Regions from separate parts of the Homo sapiens genome. Here region 1 is linked to region 2. A link is an interaction called in ENCODE POLR2A ChIA-PET data of the cell type or tissue named here. Cell type or tissue: endothelial cell of umbilical vein. All regions are shown on one strand. Links, peaks and the distances in the headings refer to the core of each region. The heading gives the core; the rest is flanking DNA.

Region 1 (8,000 bases), core at 1-8,000, 130 kb after region 2:
AGTTGATGTTGGAGGATATCAAGTGTTTACATATGTGTATGGGCTATGCATTTCCTAACATGTATTTTGTCTAATGCTTCGCATTACTTCTCCATTAAAGCTTACCAAATATCTGTAGAAGTAGCAAACTCCCTACCTTTCAATTTCTCAGCCAATTAAATAATTTGGTGATAAAGTAGAACATAATTCTAATTTAGTTTAACTTAGAGGATGAATCCAATTTCATCACTGTGCATGAAATTACAAATTAACATTTGTAATTTTCTAGTTTACACATTTTAAGATATTTTTACATATCCAATAAACAATTATCCAATAAACAACTGTTTTGACTTTGTTAGAACATTTCAAAACTGTCATATCAATGAATAACTTAGCATTCTTGATTAATGGTAAGGAATATACTGAAGTTGAAGATTATTTATTAATCATCTAAAAAACTAACAAAAAGTGTTAAAAGTTCCCCCAAAAAAGGACTGAAATGATTCAATCAGCAGGAAAATAAAATGAGGAAAAGTTGATTACTCCAAATCAATGGAGTTAAACAGTCTCTCAAGATGGACTGTTTGCCAAACTAATACACTGAATTCGAATAGGCAATTTGTAGAAAGGGTAAAGTGGGAAAAATACTGGAATAAGAAAAAGGAAACAGAGAAAAAGGTTAAAATAAATAGGAAGTTTCTAGGGGGATGGATATATATCCACTGAGAGTTCTAGAATAACGGTTTCACAAAAGATGGCTGAAGTTCTAAAATTTTCTAAAGGTCTAAAGTTTTTCTGGTATGAAGTTCTAAAGTTCTTCTGGTAAGAAGTTTTGACTTTTAAGATTTTTCTCAACCCCAACCTAAGAGAAAAAATGGTTTAAATATACATTATTTACCTCACTTAATTGTTTTCCAGGACAAACTCGCTCTGTATTTATACCCTTTGGAACTATTAAAAGCCATATAAATATTGCTTTTTAACTAAAAATTGAAAAATTTTAAAGTACACAGGGATACAGATGAAAGGTGAAGTACAAATTTTATATAGTACAAAAAAATATAAAGGAGAAAGCCTGCCTCTCCTACCCCAAAGTTTAGGGCTAGTACCAGTTTCTATGACACCTTTCCACCCACCTACAAATAACTGTGTGTCCAATCCAATCTATATATATGTCAATGCTGTTCTCTGCTAAGAAATTTGTGTACTTATCTAAACCAAAATCTTCTAGAAGGCATACTTGCGTGTGTGTTTTGCAAATGGTAGTAAGTTCTGCATACTATACTTTAGTTTTATGCATTTTTCACTTAATGTGTCCTAGCAATAATTCCAGATTAATACGTATAAATCTGTCTTGCTGTTTTTAATGGTTCCATAGTGTCCCATTCTCTGCATGCATAGCTTATAAAGCAATCCATTACTGATGGACATTTAAGTTTTAATTTCCAATCTTTTGCTATTACAAATAATGCTACAGTAAATATTCTCATATACTGTGTATATGAATATATTTATAGAAAACTGTATAAAAGTATAAATGCAAAGTGAGGAGACAGCCAAATCTTAGGCTGACCTATTCAATGACTATTTTTTGCTTGATTTTGATAAGTACTCACCAAATATATTTAAATTATAAACATCTGACAATTTTCTCCACAAAACTTGCCAAACACTGAAAGGCACATAAATATATATTATTTTAAAAATGCTAGAATGTAAAATCTGAGATGGATCTTCACACTAGTCATGTCTAGTGCTTTGAAACAGGTGTACCTAGGCTTATGTAGATTACATATATCATTCATATACATCTTAAAAAACAAGGTAAATCTACTATACTCTAATGGTCCAATCTATAGATCAATGTCATTCATTGCTAAGTAATTTGCATTTCTGCCTAAATTAAAATCCTCCAAACAAATCTCTATTTATAGAGAAGACTATCCAGAAAGTGTGATTAAACAGACTCCTGAAAGAACACAGCATTTGGAGAGACACAGAAAAAGGAAGAAAGGAATGTTACCTATATTGTCTATGAGTAACAGTATAAGGAAAGAATGAGTGAAACCTTAGTGTAATCATGAGAAACAGGGTTGAGAGAAATGCGTAGGCCAGAGTATCAACAACAGGTTATCAAAGCTTACAGAAGAATGCAAACATGGTACTTCTGACACAAGTACACAGCCTACATTTTGATCTATGAAGTGAGCTGCATTTTACAATGAAAGGCTAGCTTTAATCATAAAATAATTATATTATTTAATCTAGCTTTATTACTAAAATCTTCTCCTGTAATATGAACTATAAAAAGCTTATGTTTCTTGAGAAAGAAAAAAACACACTGTATCAACTACATGTGATATCTGTGCAGTGTTGAAAGCACAAGAAGCAAACACTTCGCCTGTTTAAACAATCACTATCCCTGTCCTCATTGCACCTCCTTTGCTTTTTTGTGGAAGAACTAAAAACTGCAAATTAGTACATACTATTCTTTTCAGTTATCTTAAGGATTTCCCTTTGATAAAAGTGCATCCTGGACCTTTATATGAGAGAAAATAAATCATTCTTAACGTGAGTAAGAGGGGAAACATTTGCTATTATTTATATTATTAAAAATGTTATTTTGTTTTTTATTAGGCAACTATGAACTTTTTTTACTGTTTCAAATATAATAGAAAAAAATCTGGGGCTAAAAGGAGGAGATTTCAACATCTCAAACCAATCTTAAAGGGAAATATACTATCAGAAAAGTAGGTTTTAATTTGAGAGGATTTTAGTTCCTTAGAGGAAGGAACATAGAAGGCACATGGCTAAAACATGAAGTCAAAAAAACGTGGATTCAAATCCTGGTTCTGTCATTACTGGGTATGTTTGTTTTCTTAGAATAATTGCTTAGTCTCTTGAGAGTTTGTAAGTTAAAGACAGTAATACATAATATAGTTGCTGCAAGAATAAGTGTGGAAATTAGCCATGATAATCATTTGACTGGTAAGGCTACAAGAGTGTATAAAATATGATAGGATCTCATTCTATAAAAGTTCTAAGTTTTTTAGTTTTATTCTTCCCTCTAAGGAACAAAAGACAGAGAAAACAAGAGGCTCATGCTAGAGTTAACTAGATCAAATTGAACTGTTTATGACAAAAAACTTTCTAATGGAAAACCACCTAATATTTATCTTTATGTCATGAATATTCTAGCCAGGATACACTGTGTATTAGTTTGAACATATAAGACTATCAATACTTTATCATTTTTGTTACACAAAACTAGCAATTTCATATGGATCGATCTACTATAGCCCTCCTGTTAAAAGTGTTCTCTTTTGTATACTCATAGAGTGTACCTATATATAAAATATATACTGATGTGCCTATACCACAACTCTGCCTTGAGATATACTGTCTAAAACAAAACTCCTTGGACAGTCTTTCTATAAGGTTAATATCCTACCCCCAGTTGTGATACTTCTCTTGATTCGCATAATAATTTTAAGTGTTCATTAACTTGCCATTAAATACCTTGACTTTCCTTGGCACAGAAATAGGAAGGAAGAGGAAAAAAAGAGGGAAAGGAGGCTAATCTGCTGAACACTGATTTTGTGATAGGCCTACTACTAGTCCATTTTTACAGTTTTTCCCTTTTAATAATTAAAATAACCATGAGAAGTAAGTATGATTAATTTCATATTAGAAAGAGGAAAAATTAAGGTCACGAGAAGTTAAATATCAGCTGAGTTTATGCTTTAGCATGGGGTAGAAACAAATAACCAATATGATTTGCCTCCTAAATGCATTTTATTTCCCCTTGGCTCCTCTATGAGAATGCTTGTGTCTGGGACTCTTGATCAGGATTTCAACCTTCAAGTATAATCTGAACAGTATTCATCTAAGGCAAACAGATCTAAGTAGCTGGTTTCACTTACATTATTCCACACTGGAAATAATGAATATTTCTAAACATAATAAAATACTTAAAAGTGTTCCAAGAAATTTTACTTCCAAAACAAATGCAAATAGGTTTGTCTATTAATATCATCACATAGGCCATAAAATATTGAAAAGTCAAGGTCAAATATGCTGACTGAAGACACAAAAAAAGATCAGTGCTAAAATTATCATTTCATCAATAATCTTAAAGAAAACGTTAGCAATATTTTTGCAGATAATATAAACTTGTAAGTTTTAAAATAGGAGGAAAGACACTAATCATACTTGATGTTACAATGGTCAAAATAGAAAACTTGCATATAATGTAATTCATGCAAAATTTGGGTAAAATAAAAAAAATTTGGGTAAAATAAGGCTGACAAATAAAAGTAAAGTAGTAGTGTGTTACATAATAGGAACAGTAGAAATCAGGGCATGAAGGATGACTATCATTCCATTAATTATTTTAAAGTGTTTGTATAGTTTAGTACCATAAGTCACCTGGGATAAAAGTAAATTTTTAAGAAAAGTTTTTGAAAAAATTAAATGTAAAATTTAAATTATAGCTGCAAGTGTCCTACTTGGAGATAAAGGTGACATTTTGTCAACAATGCAATTAAAGGGAAGAGTAACTGAAATTTTGTCAAAGTGTCTTTACTGACCCTGACTTAACTACTAAGGACTAACTTTGTCAGATTTTTAAAAATAAAAACATAAACATACAGTACTGATTTATTCACAGATAGGTCTCTCTTTCCTGTTAGTTTTTTAAAGTGTAAGGTTAAAAAAAAAAAATCCGAATCCCTGCTTTCACCTGTCTATGATTTCATTGTTACTGAGATTTCATGCCTCAAAGCCCATTCCCCATCATCAATAATACCCATCTTCAGGGCAGAGGCATAGTCCCAAGGGAATGAAACAAACCTAGATATCACAGTGAGACCCTGACTGACACATCCTAATATCAACTCCACTCACCTCCGAGCTATTCTAAAACAACAGTGAGGGGAAAAGAAAGGGAAGAGAAGAAAAAGAAAAACAGCAATATATATGAAAAGCATGGAAACCAATCTTATTAATAAAATATAAGGTTAAGAGTAATCAATGCACATAATACTTGTCATTTCTCAAATAATTAGAATACAACTAATATTAAAATTTTAATGAAAATAATTTAATGTTTCTTGTGGGTTCAAATGGAATTCAAGGAACTTGTCATGTTTTCATGACCATCATTATGAGGCACATATGTGATAAGAAATGCAGTTCTTCTTTATAAAAGGGGAATTAAATAAATCATTCAGTTACAGTTTCCCACCTGTGCTGTGAGGCACTTCTGCTGGTGTATTAGCTGGAGCGTGTGCACCCGGAGGAATCTGTATTCCAGTATAGTTGCCTGATGGCATGTTGCTTGGGTCATAAGTTGAAGATGATGATGGCTGAGTTGGCTGAGTGGGCAGAGAGGCTGCTCCAGCATCTTCATTTTCTTCAATATCTATCAGATCACATATACACAATGTTACAGTAGGTATTTTGAAATACAAGTGCTAGGTATTCTTATTTCATTATACACATGACAAATGGAATCTTTAAATGCAATTCTATTTAATGCAGTGGAGAAGCAAGCTCTATTCTTAAAACAATATTTTTAATTTTTTTATTTTCTTAAAAAATGTAATTGTACCTGACAATATGATTATCACTTCTTTCAGGTTAATATTTTTTAATTCTATAAAATCTTTGCATATAGTGTATATGTACACACATATACACACACACACACACACACACACACACACACACACACACACACATATATATATATATATTTTTTTTTGAGACGGAGTCTCACTCTGCTGCCCAGGCTGGAGTGCAGTGGCGTGATCTCAGCTCACGGCAAGCTCTACCTCCCAGGTTCACGCCATTCTCCTGCCTCAGCCTCCCGAGTAGCTGGGACTACAGGCGCCTGCCACCACTCCCGGCTAGTTTGTTTTTTTTTTGGTTTTTTTTTTTTTGTATTTTTAGTAGAGACGGGGTTTCACCGTGTTAGCCAGGATGGTCTCAATCTCCGGACCTCGTGATCTGCCTGCCTCGGCCTCCCAAAGTGCTGGAATTACAGGCGTGAGCCACCACACCCAGAATATGTTTTTCTTTAAAATAAACTTTCTTTAAACTTATGAAGACTCAAGGACATTTCTGGCAAAACATGCCACATTTATGCTATCCAATAAGAACTCCATTTTCTGACAGCGGACTTTTACTTAAGATTTACCGCGTACTAGCTACTAAATGATTATCTGTGAGTTGTTCAATGCATTTAGCTAATAAAAACAGAGGAATGAAATTTTGCATTTAGCTATGCAGAAAGAAATGAGATATTTCATTTTGAAAAGTTCTGAAATGCAAACTTTTAAAATATACTGTATCGTGAGCCGAATTTGAAAACTACTTTGAAAAACTGAATTTTGAGTATAAAATGACCATCAGCCGCTACTGGGAGTCATAGTAACTTAAAATAAAAGCAAGCTAGAGCTACAGACTCATCAAAGAGAATAGATCTTACTGCTTCCTACCACATTTTTAAATAACTTTTTTGTCTGATTATAAACAGGTTATTCAATGTAGCTAATTTCAAACAAGAAAAAAAGTTAAATTTACCTAATCTGAGATAAGCATTTTATCAAGCAACCTTGTGGATGTATTTATACTTTACATACATTAACATGACTTTCCCCAATACTGGAGAACTCTAACATTTATACATTCTGGGAAAGAAAAAAGCTCCACAACATAAAGGCACTAGAGCATGACCAAAAGCTGGTAGAAATGAGAGTAAGGGTAAGAGGAAATCTTACCAGGTAACATTTGATTTTATGTGGCTGTTCATCTGAGGGCAGTCAATAGTCTACATAAAAGAAAGTTGCCAAGAAGTGAGCCATGAAATGTTTGTATGAACCCCAACTAAATACCTACAAGCCCCTGAATTATGCACACTCAGGTAAGACTCTAGGGGGCCCTGGAGAAAAGCAACTTAAAGCTGAAACAGGGGGACAAAGTTTGAGTTCTGGCAAGTCAATGGTCTGCTGGAATAAGAATCAAGACTTTGCAGAGAAAGATAACAGGATGCAGAGGAGCTTCAACATGTTATCAACAAATAGAAATTATTAAAAATTAGGGGAGAAAAGGAAAATGTGAAAAAAAGAGTCTACAAAAAAGACCTCAAAATGACCCTGATATTGAAAATCAGCAAAAAAGCACTTTAAAGCAGCTACAATAAATTTGTTCAAGGCCACAAAGTAAAACATGGACATAACAAATGAAAGAGACAAAACTAACCAGAGGGGGGAAAAACTGTAAGAGAAAAAAAACAGATGGTATTAACAGAAAGGAAATGGCAAAATAGGTTTAAATCTAGCTATAGCAATTACATTAAATGTAAATGAACTAAACACTATTTCTCACACAGGGGTTGAGAGACAGAATAAAAAAGTGCCTATATGCTTTTTGCAGGAAATGTACTTTAAAACACAAAGATCTAGATTTGTTTAAACTAAAAGGATGACAAACCATGTAAATATCCAGCAGACAAAAGCTGGTGACTAATTTTAATAACAGACAAATAGAATCAATGACAAGGAATATTAGCTGAGATAAAAAGGACCATTTCATAAGGATTAAAACGTTAACACAAATACCAAGCTGACAAAAGCTGGGGTGGCTAACTTTAAAATCCGGCCAAATAGAATTCGTAACCAGGAACATCAGCAAGATATAGTGGGATGTTCCATAATAATAAAAAGGTTAGTTCATAAAAAATAACTATAAAGGTACATGTGCCTAATATAATAACAGAGTCTCAAAATGAAACAAACTGGCAGAACTAGTAAAACCACTGTACTTGGAGATTTAACAGAGAACATCATAAGCAATAACTGCAGAATACATTCTTTTCAACTGCACATGGGACATTCACCAAGACAGATCATATGCTGGGCCATGAAAGAAATCTTGATAAACTACAAAATACCGAAATCTTTTATAGTATGTTCTCTGACTAAAATGGAATTGAATTAGAAATCAGTAAGATATCT
Region 2 (11,476 bases), core at 1,827-9,826:
TGTAATCCCAGCACTTTGGGAGGCCGAGGCGGACGGATCACGAGGTCAGGAGATCGAGACCACGGTGAAACCCCATCTCTACTAAAAATACAAAAAGTTAGCCGGGCGTAGTGGCAGGCGCCTGTAGTCGCAGCTACTCGGGAGGCTGAGGCAGGAGAATGGCGTGAACCCGGGAGGCAGAGCTTGCAGTGAGCCAAGATCGCGCCACTGCACTCCAGCCTGGGTGACAGAGCGAGACTCCGTCTCAAAAAAAAAAAAAAAAAAAAACAAAGATACAAGGCATAAAAAGGATTTAGTGTCAGAACATTTGTTTATTTTCAACAAAAGTATATATAAATTCAGTGTCAGATGTATATAAATGATCAGATATAATTATTCACTGATAATATCTATTTCATATATATCTATGAGTCCCCTGTGTTAGCCCACTCTTCCCTATCAAGATCAGTATAGACTGAGAAATAAAATCTAAAAGTAAATATAAAGGTTAAAATATTATTGTTATTCCAAATAGAGCTGGACTTAGCAACTGAACCTGAGAACCAGGCTTACTGACATAACTTGACTGCAACCAACATTTACAGACCCATGAACCCACTTTGGGGAACAAACCTGTAGAAATGCACTAGAATGCATAATGCCTCCTCCCTTGGGTAGGCAGCTGCCCCACAAAAGAGGGGAGAATCAGGTTGAGAATTCCCAATTTTGCTTTCCACAAATAACCAATCACTTGAGTCCCTCCGAGAGTAAAGCAAGCCTTGAGCTCTCCTCACAAGGAGGAACTACTGGAAAAAGATAAAGTTCCCCCAAACATGCGTGCCATTGCCATTTTTCTGGTTTGTTTTGGTTTCATAGCTTGAGTCCCAGTGCAGCACTCATTAAAACAGTTCATATATGATTAAAACTGAACCACATTCTATTTTGTTTCCATTACAACTTCCAAAAGACAGTACAAAATTATCCTTAAACTGTGATGCTATTTGACTGCTTCCAATAGGTGGAAACTCTTTGTTCACCCTTAATGGCAGGCTTTATCTGGTAATCCACAGTTCTAAACTTACAAAGAATACCAGATTACATGAAATGCTTGAAGACACATAACAGTATAATAAAATACCAGCATATTATTTTAAAGGATGCTAATGGCAAGAAGTTTTAAAGGTAAAAATTAGATGGAGTACCTGTGAAATTTATTCCAAAAGAGAAAAAACTGCCCCTGTTGAAGCACCTAGTGGTGGAAGGGACACTGCCCTGGTAGACGCAGACCTGGTGCCAGTCTGCCCAGCTGAGGCAAAACCATCCACACTTTAGCTCTCTCACTTGCACACCTCAATATCAAAGTCCTTTGGCAGTAACAACACCTCCATATCCTAGGTAGTACAGCATGATGCAGAGAAAAAGAATATCAGGTTCGAAAACAGATTGCCCCAGGGCCATTTCTCACTTCAGTTCTTATATCCATCTGAGATCGAGTACTTATAAGATCTCTCACAAACTCAGTTTGCTCATCTGCATAGTGACAATAATACCACCCCTCTAAGGAGGGTGTCATAAAAGAAGGTAATAAATATGCATGTGTGTGTTATCTATGTACAAATATATCTATGTATGTGTCTACATATAAATACATATAATGCTAACATAGTACACAGTTCCTTAGAACATGCCTCAATATACATATGGTGGATGTTACATTTATTTTAGTAGAATTGCTATATTTGATTATCAGTAGCATGTTTTGTAGCTGCTACCATGTAACAGATAAGCTATTTGAACCAAGGGCTGTGGTTATTTATTTTCAACCCCAGACACAACCCCAGAGAGCAAACCACAAACAAGCAAACCTTTAAGTACTCCAAAATTATGGTGTTATCTGTATGTATGATGAAACTAATTGTGACCAGGGAATTTGCCCTTTCTGAATTACTAAACAAAAATCAATCTTAGAAAAAGGTTACTGCACACATAACAGTATTTCAGAGAGAACTGAAAGTTCCATGTTAGCATGCCCTGATTGTCTACTTCTCCCTAAGGAAGAAAAATAGCAACAATCACTGTCTTCCACTGGAGTTTGAATCAAAATTACAAATTTATCCCACATAAAGCCTTTATCCTTGAGAGAAGTCTGAGCTGCCTGCTGCATGGAAGACCTGCACATAGACCTGCACACAGAGAGGCACTGCTATCATGCAGAAGGGGAAAAAAGAGATCATAAAAAGTTGCTTTGAGTAACAAGCAAAACTTTGACTAATGTAATTTTACTGTTTGTTCTTTCACATTTACAAAATTATATGGCCACCCCAGTTCCAAACCTCTTGAAGGGATGGTTCACATCCCCCATGGAAACTTCCATCTCACATTTTTTTCTTACTTCTTACTACAGGGGCTCCCAAAGGATCCCTGATTACATTCTCTTGAAATTTTCTTTTCTCAGATTCCAAGAAATATTCTCTTGGTTTTTCTTCTTACATCATTAAGTAGTCTATAACACCTTCTTCTCTGATTACTTTTTTCTCCTTTTTCCCTAAATTTTGCTGCTGTCTATAGTTCAGCTCAGAGATCTCTTTTCTCTCCCACCCCACCCCCTATGGTTTTCCTATTGGAATTTCATCAGACTTCATGATTGCAGATTCATCCTCTGTGTAAATAACTTCCAAATCGGGATCTCAACTCCTGACCTCTGTTCCATGCACCACTTCTGCAGTGTGGGACACCAGTGGACAAGACAACCTCCTTTCCCACTGATGCCCTCCAAAGCTTTTCTCTCCACGTATTTCCATTGCAATGAAAGGCAGCTCTGTCCTCCCAGGAACTGAATCCTCACTACTTCTAACTGTAAAAGGCTTTCTTGTGCTCCCCTGTTCTCCATTTTCATTCTCTATTTATATTCTGGCCTTCGATTTTCTCACCTAACTTTTTCTACTTCCCTTCCAATCCTCCTTTTTAAAAACTCCTTCCCCACCACTACCAAGATCAATAATTGTGTAATAAAAAGTTCACATCATGTCCATCTCTATTTCAAAAACAACAAAACCATCAAAAGAAATCAGGTGTCCACCAAAAACCAAACATCTAAACCTGAAATTCAAGGTTCCCCATGACTTAACACTATTTCTGATCTCTTGGTTCTCAATACTATCCTCCGATCACCTGTAATAAACAAGAATATTTGCCTGTAGCTCTTTAAACACGTCTTTTGCTTTCTTACTACTGCACTCTGTGTAAGCCCTTTCCTGTCAGAATGCTGCTAAATGCAACAATAAACTCTTTCTAGACATGCTTTTGTCCAGTGCCAATCACCTTTATTCATTCTATTAAGATTTATAATCACTCCCACAGGTTTTAAACAATATGGCTTTCAAAAAATCTTATATTTTGTTTATTTCCCTCTAACATATTATTTTGAATTTCATTTGATTACTGTTTTAAAAGGATTGCCACAGTTCATCTTATTTCATAAGCCTAAGTACTGCCCTCTGTTTATTAAAAGATACTTATGAAACACAGTAAAACTGAGTATGAAAGAGAAAAAAGGTGTAACCAAAACAGTCATAGAATCACAAAATCTTGGTAAGGGACCTTCAGGTTCACCCGATTCAAACTCTGACCTCATGCTAGAGACCCTTGATTGCAACCCTGCCAATCTTCTAGCAGCTACCTGACTCTCCAGTGACAGGAAGCTCATTACTTTGGGGAAAAAGCCATTCCACTGTTGGCACATCTTATTGTCAGAAAGTTCTTCCTTATTCTGGGCCAAGACATACTTCCTGTAGCTTTTCCTCATAACTCCCAGCTCTAACTCTACAGGCACTTGGGCTTCTGCTACGTGTGGAGAGTTAGGTAACAGCACTTCTATAATCTGTTAATGTTTGCAAATTCACTTCATGGTTTTAGGGGGCATAGGATGGTATAGATAGCCTGGATTCCCTAGTGTTAACAAGTGTAATATATCTGGCAATGTGGAGTAGTTTTGTTTTTCCTTCTCTTGTCTTTACCACCTTTTTCCTTTAGCCAAACACTGTTTTTGATTCCCTGCTTTTTATGTGAAATGTTATTCTTCTTAGCTTCCTTCCTGAATTATTTCTTCCATCTTTTGTCTAAGAACTTTGTATTTCCATTAATGATCATATTTCTAGAATTTCAAGTTGAACATTCATATCTTGGGGTAAACCTTGGAAACATCCTGAAACTATCATAAAACAGATGCCATATCCATTCATTTGTTGGAAAACCGACTTTCTTCCTTCAGACAAAAATCTGATATCATTTATCAGTGGTAATTTACACCACATACCATCCCTGGTAAAAGATTTTATTCACCAAAATATATTTGAATTAAGAGCAATGACAGTGTGGACAAGCCATAGGATTAGAGACAGAAGGCCGGAATTAAAGTCCTTCCCTGCCACTTAGTGCTAATGTGATGATGGACAAATCCATTAACTTCTCTGTGATTCAATTTCCTCATCTCTCAATAATAATAAATTACAATGTACCAGGGACATGGATATCTATTGTATTGTTTCAGCCTCACCAGAGTGTGAAGTAGGTATTATTGATCTCATCTTGAAAAGATAAGAACCCTAAGTAATATTTCCAGATTCTCAGACCTTGAAGCTCAAAAGTGATGAAGGTGGCCGGGCATGATGACTCATGCCTGTAATCCCAGCATTTTTGGTGGCCAAGGCAGGAGGATTGCTTGAGCCCAGTAGTTGAAGCCTAGCGTGGGCAACACAGTGAGACCTTATATCTACTAAAAAAAACTTTTTTAAGTGATGAAAGTGAGATTACATCTCCATTCTGCCTGACTGCAACATTCAGTCTTCACTACACCACACATTAATATCAATAAGAAAAACAAGCTGATAGTCCAGGTCTGCCATACCTTGTGATCCTAATGTTATATGTAAACTCTTAGGGAAATAGTACAATGGGTCAGAGGGGATATAACCCTGAAAAACCAACAAATATGCTTGGTGATGAGTTAAAACAAAGGAGTCATCATACAGACAGTGCTCTTTTTCTAACCATCTGGGTCTCCCATTCTGTCCCCTAGAGGAGTTTGAATGACAAATCAAACTGAGTCACTGACTGACAAATTCAAGCAAGAAAATAATTTAATACTGTCTCAATCAAGACTTGCATCATATATTCTCTTTGCTCTGAAATGTAAGGCACATGACAGGATTATACTTTTCCACACTTATCACCATTTCAATCACCATTTCAATAATGGAAACCTGTGACCATCTCCACTCTAGCTTTTGCAACAGTTCAAATAATTCTCAGTCAGTAACTGCCAAGCTATTTTTACGCTCAGTATATTTCCTAGTGTACTTAGGCTAGGATGATAACTAAACTGCACACTAGCACTTCCATGTGCTTAACTTTCCAGGCGTCTGACAGAAGCCCTTACCTGGAAGATTCAAGAACTCCTCCTGGCTTGTTCTTACTGCCACGATCCTTCAGCCCATATTATGGTCCTTTACTTGTTGCTTGGGAGGATGAAGGCCGAAGGGTATTTTCACTAACTTAAAATCCCAAAGATAACAATAGATGTCTAAAAGATAAACACAATCTACTATATTGTGTCTCTCTTGCAAAAGCTATCATTTTTGGCGTGGTAAGTAATAATGTTTTATGTCCACATGACATCCAAGCCCCATGGCAAGATTTATAAGAAAGGGAAATCATTTCCTAGAGAAACTGCCTTGGAATGAGGTGGCTCATTATCTAAGCCAGCAGAACGTCAACTCTGCTTAACCCAGACTTCCTTCACAAAAAAAAAAAAAGCAAAAAACATGCTAGTTAAAAAATTCGAATTTAGTGGAGAACAGAGAGCCAACTGAGGTCTCAAGCCAGAAATTTACAAAATTTACTTTAATAATTAAAAATAAAAAACTTTCAATGTCTATGTAAAGACACCTAATACCTAAATATGCTTAAGTTTCTCTGTGAATTAAATTAGAAGAGGTATCACTAATATGCTAGGACTTTCTACCTACTCATCACTATGTGGTAAGTCAGCCTCTCTGCTGCAAACATTCAGTATTCGAATCTTTCACAACTAAAAGAACCAATAATATACTACATATGTATAGTTATTTTACAGTGATCGAAAAGGGGCGGCCACCTATATTGTGATCTTAAATCCCATTCCATCTACTTTAAGAAGAATTGTGAGCCATTCCTATATTTATATATGGTTTCTCTTTTTCTGAAGTATCAATGATATGTATTTTAGATTTAACAGCATATTACTCTAAAAACCTAATGATCTGTATTTAATTGTCCCATTATAAAGCTGTTATTACTGCAAAATACCAATATGGTACCGAATTAATAAAAATACAGTTAACTTTTCTGAGATAACATTTATTTGCATCTCACTAAAAGATGGCCTAATGACTAGACAAAAAAGTTAACATGAAAACATGCCAAATTCCACAAGCTGTGAATGAAAATGATTAGTTAATGAGGGGAGTGAGGGGGTGCTAGCAAGCAGTGACACGTATTTTCCTACTTAGTCACAAATACACTAAACAAAAAAAGAGCGTTTACAAAAAAAACAGAGAAGGCAATAGTTTTCATTATTCTATTCCATTAACACTGCCAACAGTAATCAATATTTTTGCTTTTAAAAAAGTAACAATCTAGATCTACATTCTGTAAATAACACTGCATTTCAGGACTATTTTCATCAAGGAAAGCAAAATGAGATCAAGTTAACAATATTTCTAAAAAGTTTTTTAAAGTACCCTTTTCAGAGGGTCATGTCATTGCTGGGTTCCCACTGCATTTTCGTCATACAGCATGATGATTATACCGACAGACACAGAACAGAAGAATCTCTTTTCATTTCTGACTCTGCAAGATGAGATCACAGAAAGCCTCACACAAAGCCCATGGGCTGCAGGATATGTCTCACTAGGCCTAAAAAGACACAGCTCTTTTCACTGTGGCTTTTCTTTGAACTATACACTTTAAAGGAGCCATAAGATTCAGAGGGGAGGGGCAGTGAAAAAAAAGAGGCAGCATATCTTCTCAGATCTAAAAGCATACAGATGGCAAAGGTTAGACCTTAGTGGGGAAACACTAAAAAGTCCAGGACAACTGAAAAACACTAGTTTGATAGTTTTTTTTTTTTTTAACTCTTTTCTACCCTGCTGTATTCCATAGAATGTCCATGTCACATACAGCCATGTCTGACCTCAACTCCAAAGGAGCTTTGGCTTCCCTGGGCCCCAGTCGGTGACTTCAGGCAAAGGCAAGTTTTGCTTCTGAGTTCCCATAGAAAAACTGTTCCTCAAGTCCAGTTATATAAATGAAGCTTAAAAAGCTTTTTTTTTAAAGAAACAATTCTGAATTTGTTTACATGGGAAAGAATTATATACTCTAAAAATATTGGCTATAGTTCCTCTGATGTATAATAAATTGAAAATCAATTTTTCAAGGTCGAAAGAGCATGTTTTTATACTCTGGTTTTGAAAATGGAAAGAGTAAGTTGTAAATTCCTCCTCCTCAAAACCCCAAATTAATGACAATCAGGGGAAAAGGCATATACAATATTTGCAACTTTCAGCCCACTAAATGCATTCCATACTATAAGGTTATAGAAAATCAAATCCATCTTCTTCTCAAGCATATTTTATTCCTCTTCCTGAAGGGAAAGGCAAAACTGTAATACATCATCTGTTTCTTGATTCTGAACAGAGAACAGAAATCTCTGAATCTAAAAATGGATCTGGTGACCTAGTATATTACATTGAGGGTTAGGGGAAGCCCTTTCCTTAATATGGTTTTCATGATTAATGAATGGCATTGCCATATTTACTCCCACATCTTTCCGGCTTGCATGAGCTTGTTTGGCTGAGAATAACATCAAGAAAAAAATGTTTTCACCACCGAATTTTTTTTCCACATTTTATTTCATTTTTTTTTAACTTGTAAGTTCAGGAGTACATGTGCAGGTTTGTTACACAGGTAAATTTGGGTCACGGGGGTTTGCTGTACAGATTATTTCATCAGCCAGGTATTAAGCCCATTAGTTATTTTTCCTGATCCAATGCAGCCATTAAAAAGAACGAGATCATGTCCTTTGGAGGGACATGGATGGAGCTGGAGGCCATTATCCTTAGTAAACTAACACACGAACAGAAAACCAAATACCACCTAATTCTTAACCTCTCCCTTTTAAAAAAAATTGCAGTGGCAAAAAAAAAAAATTGCAGTGGCAAATGAAAAATTTCTTCCAGCAGAATATGTTGTTTTCCTTGCCAGAGCCTAGTAGAGACTAAAATAAAGAAGCACACAACTGCAGGCTATATATGGGCTGCAGTGGAGAGTGAAGTTCATCAGTGCTCACGTATCTCACCTTTACACAGCTGTCTTCCCAGCCTCCTCCTTTTCTACTCCCTTCCTATAAGTGGCAGATATGTGACTGTTGTCATTGCACTGCAATTAGAAAAACTTAGAGAAGAATAAGATATCTTAAGGAGTAACCAAGAATGCATTAGCTACTGAAGTATTTGTACACCAATGTTTAAATGAAAAAGAAACCCTCAAGGCAGGAATACCTATTCACCACTCTAAGGTCCTTTCATTTACCCTTTGTGTTGATCACAAACATGACTCAATGATGGGAGCTTTTTCTACAAACAATGATTATTCACTAAGGGAAGGGGGAAATGCTAGTTTATATTAAATTCACTCACGTTGTGACAATTTTTGTTTTAGTAAGGACTGTGATGATCTCGTAAGGTAACAAAATAGATGCAAAAGGCTGCAGAAGATGGCTGATGCTTATACAATTATTTTCTTCCCTTTCAAAAGTGAAAATATTAGAGAAAAATGAAGAAAATAACCTTCAAATATTTTGGCATAAATGTCTTCTTTATAGCTACTTTTAGTTACTAATAAATTATTAAAATGAAATTGCAAACAACACTCAGAAAGGAAAAAATATGGCTAATGAGCCATGAAGATTATATATTACCCCAGAAACTCTCCCAAATTGGTTGTCTCCCCAAAAGTTCATTTTTAAAGTCCTTGGTTGAAACTTAAAATATTACTTTCCAAAACAATACTTCATGATTCATTGTGCAAATAACTGTGCTAAATAATAACAACTATAGCTAACATTTTACTTATTTAATTATCACAAAGACCTCAGAAGGCAGGAAGTACCATGACTGCATTTCACAGAGAAGTAACTTTTCCAGGGCCCATATGAAGTGTAAGTAATAACACCAGTATTCCAACTTACAGTTCATCTTCAGAGCCCACACACTGAACCATTATACTCTACTACCATCTCAGGGAGCCAATGTGGGGATGTGGATATAAGTAAGAAAAATATTATAAATGCTGGACAGACTTTTTAGGTAGCTCAGGACAAAAATTAAACTACAATTTACCTCAATGTCAATTTCATCGATTAAGAGTTTAAAACAGTCCAATTTTAGCTAACATCGAAATCACCTGGAAAGCTTGGGCAAACACAAGTCAATGAGCGCTACCCCAGACTTTCTGACTCAGTAGGTCTGTAATGACGCCCAAGGATTTGCATTTCTATGGCATTCCCTGGTGATACTCTACTGTTGGTTCCAAGACCAGACTTCACTTGAAAAACCACTGGTATAAAACTCTCTGGCAATACTTATAATTGAAACATAATAGAAGAAATTTTGTTGAGTACAATTACTGAACTATAATTAGATTTAAAAAACACAACCTGACTCCTGGCTATCAAGATGAAAGAAATGGAATCAGAAAAGGATAAGCAGGTCAGCCCAGTGGCTCACACCTGTAATTCCAGAACTTTGGGAGGCCAAGGTGGGAAGATCACTTGAGCTCATAAGATCGAGACCAGCTGGGCAACATGGTGAAACACCATCTCTACAAAATACACAAAAATTAGCCAGGCATGGAGATGTGTGCCTATAGTCCCAGCTACTCAGGAGGCTGAGGTGGGAGGAGGGCTTGAGTCCAGGAGGCAGAGGTTGCAGTGAGCTGAAATCATGCCACTGCACTTCAGCCTGGACAACACAGCAAGACCTTGTCTCAAAAAAACAAAACAAAACAAAAGGATAAGCATGTAAGGAGGTGTAAACCTCCATAGCCTTTGCTTGATATTGGTGGGCCCTTTGGAGGTTTACCTCCAAGATAATGGAAAAAACAATGACTAAGGACTAAGAGTCTGAAGAACTGCGTTCTGTTTTGTTTCTGTTTTCCCATAGGGCTGGCACTTAAGTATTCCTAACTTTGGTCTCCTTATCTGTAACGTAGGAAAAATAATTCTTTTGCCTTTTGGGAAGGAGGGAGAAATTGTAAGAATCTGATGAAGTAACTGAAAAAAAAATTACACACCAAGAAACAATATGCAAAATAAAGTAACATTATTGAGATATTGATCAAATTTGATTTAATCTCAAAATGTAGGATTCTTGTTTTCTTTCAAAAAAATTAAATGTTAACACTAGTTTATGATTACTGATCATTACAATGAGTCATGGAGGCATATTTCAACTCAAAAGATTTGTAAAAAAGTGGAGGAGTAAATGGAAGGGAATTCAGTGAAAAAACTGATAAAGAGCTTACCCTTTATAGAAATAGCTGACTTCCCAAATAGGATGAATAAAGATTGGTTACATAATACTCTTGCAGAGAAAGGGAAGTGGAATGATGACAGGTAAGAAGCCATCAGGTGCAGGTAGAAGAGTTCTGGTGCTACACAATGAGGGAAATGATAATACACATTTCCTATAAATATCTAGTAGCTTATCTTCCAACTGAATTGAATAACGATGTTCAGCCTCAGAGGTTTACTCTATGTCTGTATTAATTAAAATCTGTTTCTTGCTACAGCTGATTTTCACACTGTGTTCCAAAACATTTCCTAATATAGACGGTGAACTCCATGTGTTAAGTTTGAATGAGAAGATTTTCCAGTTTACACAGAAAGTTGCTGTTATGGTACTTCCAGTTCCTCCTAGTCCCCAAAGACTTTTTTTTTTTAATGAATTCCTCTTTTTATCTTTTTGCCTATCATTAAGTTAAATCTATGGTTCATTTGCCTCATTCTTTATTTTATGAGGCTTTAAAAATTAAAACATTTTTAGAAAAGTCATATTACCCCACTGACAACTGCATTACATCTAAAAACAACTTAATTAATAAAGCATACACACCCAAACAAAGTACTGGAGCAAGATGGAATACTAGTCTTTCATAATCAGACCAAGATGAGAAATTATCTTGGGTACTTTCACAATACCCATGATTTGGTACTAAATCATTAAATCATGTACTAAACGTTTTCTGGATGCCATCAGTTTCTGAAAGAATGATCTGTGTCAATTAATCTTAAAAGGATTCTTAAAGTAAAAAGATTTTCAAATAAAAAGCAAATGTATGCAAATATAAATCCCACAAGTCTACAAAAAGGGTTCAGAGCCAGCTAATCACTCATGCCCCT

What was found. ChIA-PET counts read pairs that join two places held together with the same protein. Peaks named below come from ENCODE experiments on the same cell type or tissue, not always from the same donor. Only the 100,000 strongest peaks of a DNase experiment are listed, where the experiment ranks them.
Region 1: POLR2A ChIA-PET joins it to region 2 with 5 read pairs; 3 of 35 experiments call an interaction of 5 or more read pairs at or near these places.

The regions. Positions count from the first base shown.
Region 1 is chr6:142,195,843-142,203,842 of GRCh38, reverse strand. It overlaps VTA1 (vesicle trafficking 1), which reads right to left. Exons shown (of 8, transcript NM_016485.5): 6 at 5,228-5,404. Among named protein-coding and RNA genes, the nearest start is that of VTA1, 53 kb to the right of the region's middle. In endothelial cell of umbilical vein, for the core only: no CTCF peak of the experiment used is centred there; DNase peaks (open chromatin) are centred at 2,442, 2,812 and 3,432; H3K27ac peaks cover 3,851 bases.
Region 2 is chr6:142,326,809-142,338,284 of GRCh38, reverse strand. All of the region lies in intron 2 of ADGRG6 (adhesion G protein-coupled receptor G6), which reads right to left. Among named protein-coding and RNA genes, the nearest start is that of ADGRG6, 31 kb to the right of the region's middle. RefSeq lists a silencer at 3,619-3,913. In endothelial cell of umbilical vein, for the core only: no CTCF peak of the experiment used is centred there; DNase peaks (open chromatin) are centred at 3,854, 5,684, 6,474 and 6,894; H3K27ac peaks cover 3,080 bases.